2 separate regions of the Homo sapiens genome follow, and region 1 is linked to region 2. The links are chromatin contacts, found by Hi-C in ENCODE. All regions are on one chromosome and are shown on one strand. The core of a region is the stretch at or near the end of the contact, and the rest is flanking DNA. Distances in the headings are between cores, read along the strand shown. Region 1 holds the start of CPB1 (carboxypeptidase B1). Region 2 overlaps AGTR1 (angiotensin II receptor type 1).

Evidence for each region. Hi-C counts contacts between places; a loop is a spot of excess contacts on that map. Pooled maps may share reads with other maps.
Region 1: a map of pancreas shows a loop between it and region 2 (5-fold over the local background). The contact joins the promoter of CPB1 here to the enhancer-like site in region 2. A Hi-C loop is called at or near these places in 3 of 168 maps with a recorded cell type or tissue (Caco-2 and pancreas) and 1 of 50 pooled maps.

The regions. Positions count from the first base shown.
Region 1 is chr3:148,826,346-148,829,198 of GRCh38, forward strand. CPB1 (carboxypeptidase B1) reads left to right here and starts at 1,466. Exons shown (of 11, transcript NM_001871.3): 1 at 1,466-1,549; 2 at 1,657-1,732. The coding sequence starts at 1,479.
Region 2 is chr3:148,738,394-148,741,145 of GRCh38, forward strand. AGTR1 (angiotensin II receptor type 1) reads left to right here. Exons shown (of 3, transcript NM_000685.5): 3 at 2,596-2,752. The coding sequence starts at 2,643. Among named protein-coding and RNA genes, the nearest start is that of AGTR1, 42 kb to the left of the region's middle. Within about 2 kb of position 1,503, at least 3 of the 41 ENCODE cell types and tissues checked have a DNase peak (open chromatin) inside an H3K27ac peak, as active enhancers do; they include pancreas, where a contact is called at or near this core.

The DNA.
Region 1 (2,853 bases), core at 216-2,715, 88 kb after region 2:
CTATATAAAGAACGGCTACAACACAAGAATTAAAAGACAACCAATTTCTTTAAAAAGGCAAAAGACTTCAATAGATGCTTCACAAAAGAAGATTTACAAATGATCAATAAACACATGAAAAGATGTTCACCACTACTAATCATCAGGGAAATACAAGTTAAAATTAGAATTAGATACCACTTTATACTCATTAGAAACACCAAAATTAAATACTAAAAATAACAAGGTGTTGGAGAGAACATAAAGCCACTAGATACTGATGGAAGCTTAAAATGGTACAAACCACTATGGAAAAATTGTTTAGCAGAATCTTATTGTGTTAAACCTAGATTTACACTATTACTTAACAATTCCACTCACATGTCCACCCCCTTAAATGAAAACATATGCCAAGAAAAGAACTTGTACAAAAATATTTATTGCAGCCTTATTAACAATAACACAAAATTGGAAACAATATAAATATATATCAACAGTAAATAGCTAAACAAATTATGACATATCCATACAATGGAATATCACTTATTAATAAAAAGGAATAAACCAATAATACCAACAAAGCCGAGCACAGTGGCTCATGCCTGTAATCCCAGCACTCTGGGAGGCCAAGGCAGGCAGATCGCTTGATGCCAGGAGTTCAAGGCCAGCCTGGCCAACACAGCGAAACTGCACCTCTACTAAAAATACAAAAATTAGCCAAGCATGATGGTGCATTTCAGTAATCCCAGCTACTCAGGAGTCTGAGGCACAAGAATCACTTGAACCCAGGAGGTAGAGGTTGCAGTGAGCTGAGATCACACGCCACTGTACTCCCACCTGAGTGACAGAGCGAGACTCTGTCTCAAAAATAATATCAATAGTAATAATGGTAATACAAACAAAAATACTGATAAATCTCAAAAACATTATCTTGAATGAAAGAAGCCAGAAACAAAGGAATATATATTGTATAATCTCATTTACATTAAGTTTAATACAGGCAAAATTAATGTATAAAGCCAGAAATCAGAGTAACATTTGCCTGAGAGGAGTACAGAAGTAGACTGGAAAAGTGCTCAAGGGAACTTGTTAGGGTGATGAAAATGTGCTATATCTTGTTTGGGATGTTTATTACATGGGTTTACACATTTGTCAAAACTCATCAAACTTTACACTAAAATCTGTAGAACTTATTGTATGTAATTCTCAATTCAAAACAGAAAAAAATACAAAATAGATTTTATTTAAATCTAATTTACTCTCAGACTATTCAAGTTCTGATCCAAATTAAATAAGTTGAATTTGAGAGTATTTACTCTATTTCCACAGGTGTTGAGAGAGATACCCTCTCAGACTTTACACAGCTACCAAGGCAACAATGCCAGGAAAACTATTAATCAAGATATGATAGTTCCTGTTTGCAATCAGGAGAAGAAAGCAAAGAACACTCAGGATTATAAAAGCAGATGAGACCTACCCACTAGACCTGGTCAGACACAATGTTGGCACTCTTGGTTCTGGTGACTGTGGCCCTGGCATCTGCTCATCATGGTGGTGAGCACTTTGAAGGGTAAGTAAGCCATCTTTAAGGAGCAAGTCCTTCTTCCTTGCTAGCCCCCAAATTTGGACACATTACTCATTTCCAATTCTCTGTGCTTCTATTATCTCATTATTCAGCGAGAAGGTGTTCCGTGTTAACGTTGAAGATGAAAATCACATTAACATAATCCGCGAGTTGGCCAGCACGACCCAGGTAAGTAACAATTTTGATTTACTTCACATCTAATTTAAAATCTTAGATCGCACTGTGATTCCGACAATGGAAAAAAAAACATGAAATATTAACTATAGCATTTTGGTAGCAAGAAATAAAAACTTGGAAAACATTTAGTGCCATAATGTCTTCTTTTTCTGCCTAAATTAGATTGCCATAAGCCCTGTAGTATTATAAATCCATGGTAACTTTTAAAAGAGCTGACAGTGTGACAACTGGATGAGTTGCAACTGTCACGAAGGTCACAGAACATCTAATGTACAGTCACTTTCCTTCTAAGGCAAAAGAGAAAAATGATCAACTTGGATATTACTGAAAAACTGGGCTTTTGTCCAACTTCAAATTCATTTCCACATCCCATGTATCATCTGTCCTCTTTGATTTTCTTTCATTCCAAATCAAACAGCTTGGGTTTTCATGACCTTGATTCAGGTCCCCTTAATGATATGACGTGAGGGGGAAAAAGAGGGTAAAAAGCCATGAGTGATTTTCATACTTTTCTTTTGCTTTCAAAAAACTGACATCTCTGTGCTAATTTTTTAATCCACTATATATGAGGTGAGAACTGACATTTTAAACTGCGTATACAATGTGGCAGGAAGCTATTGCTGACCACAAATACAGTAGTTCCACTTGGGCCAATGCCGTTTCTTCATAAATATATAAACTAAAATAATCTGCTAGCTTATACACACACACACACATATACATACATAAACATATATAGTCATTTTGTAGCTTTTAAGGCATAGAGGAAGGAAGAAGAAGGTGGAGAGTGTCATAATCACAGGCTCAGAAGTTCAGAATTGAAAGAAATATAAACTCATCTATTCCAGCAATCCACTCAAATCTGGAATTTCCTTCTGGGAAACAGCATCCCCAGTTACTACTCCTGGTAAAACCTGTTTGAGTACTTCCAGGAATAGTTTGTATACTACTTTTTGGAATAGCCCACTTGCCTTACAAATCATTCCAACTGTTTTCTTCCTTATTCTGAGCTGAAAGCTTCCTTCTCTAACTTTGACCTGTTGGGCTTAGCTGAGTCAAATATCATGTTACCTCTAAGATTTATCTTTTTCAAGCTTTCCGTAATTTTTCTT
Region 2 (2,752 bases), core at 253-2,752:
CTACTAGATGGTTAAAAGGATAGTAAATAGGTAAATTAATCCACATTAAGCCACAAATGACTGCTAGCCCTAACCCTTTAATGACTAATTAATTTTTAATAAAGAATATGTGTCTATATAAATGAATTTATACTTCTAAGTTGGCATAAGTTCAGAAAAAATAGTAAGATGAACTGGAAAATCTACAAGGTATAGGGAAATCCTCTGGGTGAGGAAGAACTAGTCATACCTCCCTAAAAGCCTAGCCCTAGTTTCTGTTACATTATTTCTTCTTTTCATCTTCTGTTTTCTAAACCACAAGTTTCTAAAAGCACCAAGGAATTTTCTACCTGTTTATTTCGTTTTGTTTTTGTTTCTGTTTTTTTGTCCAAGGTGAGGCCCAAGTTGACACTGAGTATTCTCTGTGAAACTCTGCAAGGAGCAACATGTGATTTCACAGAAATTAGTCTCGATACACTATATTCATGGCTGTAAGTTCTATGCTGCTCACCCATTCATTTGTCCATTCAGTCACTCATTCATGAGACATTTATCATCTGCCTCCTGGAACATACCAGGGCCTACACCAGAAAACAAGGAAACAAGTAAACACTAGTAAACTTTAAACAGGCTCTCCCCACAAGCAACTGACAGACCAGTGGAGAAGACAGATATGTCAACAGATGATTACAATAAAGTTTCAAGGCCGGGTGCGGTGGCTCACGCCTGTAATTCCAACATTTTGGGAGGCCAAGGCGGGTGGATCACCCGAAGTCAGGAGTTCAAGAGCAGCCTGGCCAACATGGCAAAACCCCGTCTCTACTAAAAATAAAAAAATTAGCTGGGCATGATGGTACACACTGGTAGTCCCAGCTACTAGGGAAGCTGAGGCATGAGAATCACTTGAACCTGGGAGGTAGAGATCGCAGTGAGCCAAGATCGCACCACTGCACTCCAGCCTGGGCAATACAGTGACACTCTGTCTCAGAAAAAAAAAAAAAAAGTGTCAAACCTACATCCAAAATGTCAAAGTGCTCAAAAAAGTTGGGAAGGCTTCACCAAAGATGTGACATTTAGGGTAGATAACACCTGTTTGTGGATACTAATGTCCTGGTGAGTCAAAGAAGAAAAGGATGTACATTATATAAGCTGGATGCAAAAAGGAACAATAATGAGGACATGCAACCAAAAACTTACATAGGGAGAACAACTTTACTTACTCAGGGAAGGCAAAGAGACCACTTAAGAACTCCTTCACATGTGTTATGTCTTAAAAGCTGACTACTGGAGTTGTATCCCTTGCACAGCATCCCTTTGCACCAAAGTGAACACTACTCTAAGAACATGTGTTCAGCTCTCCTGAATGCCAAGCACAACCATGCTTGGCATGGCAGTGGTGTCTTATTTCTGCTCCTCTTTTTCCCCAGGGCATGCCATTGCAAGAGAATGCTCAGCCATGTTCATCTGGGGACCTGCTCCTGGTAGAGCAATAGGATCTGTGTGCCCAGCACCACTGCCCACCTAGCTGTCCTGGCCTGTGCCCAATGCTGACCTTCACCTCAGAGTGTGGCTGTACCACATTCGGTGATGTCACTCTCACTGAACCTTCAGCCTCCTTCCTGGGACTTCCTGATGGACTGTTATCCAGGGCAGAATGTGTTGATTTTCTAAATCACATAAATGAATAGCTTGACTGTTGATTATGTAGAAAATCAGAGCAAATATTTGCATGGCTTTGTGCAGCCCATTCTTGAGCATCTGATTCTCCCCAGAATTCTAAAAAACCTGCTGCTTTCTCAAGCCCTCAGTAAAGACATGCTTTCTTGATAATCCTAGCCAAACCTATTCATTTGACATCTTTGTTACACAAATGGTTAACCACAGAGTTAACTTCAGAAATGGCTGGCAGGTATGAAGGTTAGAAGATTCATGCACTTTTGCTAGACTGAATTGGAAGTTAAAGAGTAAGTAGTTACTGACTGCAGAGGCCTGGAAAACCATGGAAAAAATCCTATTCCTCAAAGTCGAGCCCTACCTCCTACGCCTCTTAAATCAATTGCCACAGTGACCAATTTGTCAGTCACCTAAAGGCAGCTATCCTGACCACTTAAGGGAGAATACTTATAATCTTTATACCTAAGTAAAGATTGTGAGAGGAAAGAAATGGTTTAAAGAATATGAATGTGTCACACTTCTGAGGTTAATGATAAATGAATTGGTCCTGCTTACCTCAGGAAAAACTTTCAAGTCTTTCTGAAAAACTAATTTAATTCAGTAGTATTTTCTAAGATTTAGGTTATGTTTTTAATCAATTTGGAAACCAAGATTTACTTATAGAAAAAAAGGAAAAGGACCTAGATAGGTTTATTCACATAGAATCCCAATTTCACTTCTCTGGATGATACCATTTTCTACAAAAGCAATTATGTTCTAAAATTTAAGTGTGCTTTCTTAGGCTTTATCAGTTCACAGTGTTTCCTTAAGAAATATGATCCAGTATTTTTTCCTAAGACTAAAGTTGAGTTACTACGTTTATGACTGAGAAATGAATGTTTGTTAGTTTGTTTGTTTACAATAAGAATTTTTTCTTTACCATTTTATTTTTATTTTCCCCAGGTGTATTTGATATAGTGTTTGCAACAAATTCGACCCAGGTGATCAAAATGATTCTCAACTCTTCTACTGAAGATGGTATTAAAAGAATCCAAGATGATTGTCCCAAAGCTGGAAGGCATAATTACATATTTGTCATGATTCCTACTTTATACAGTAT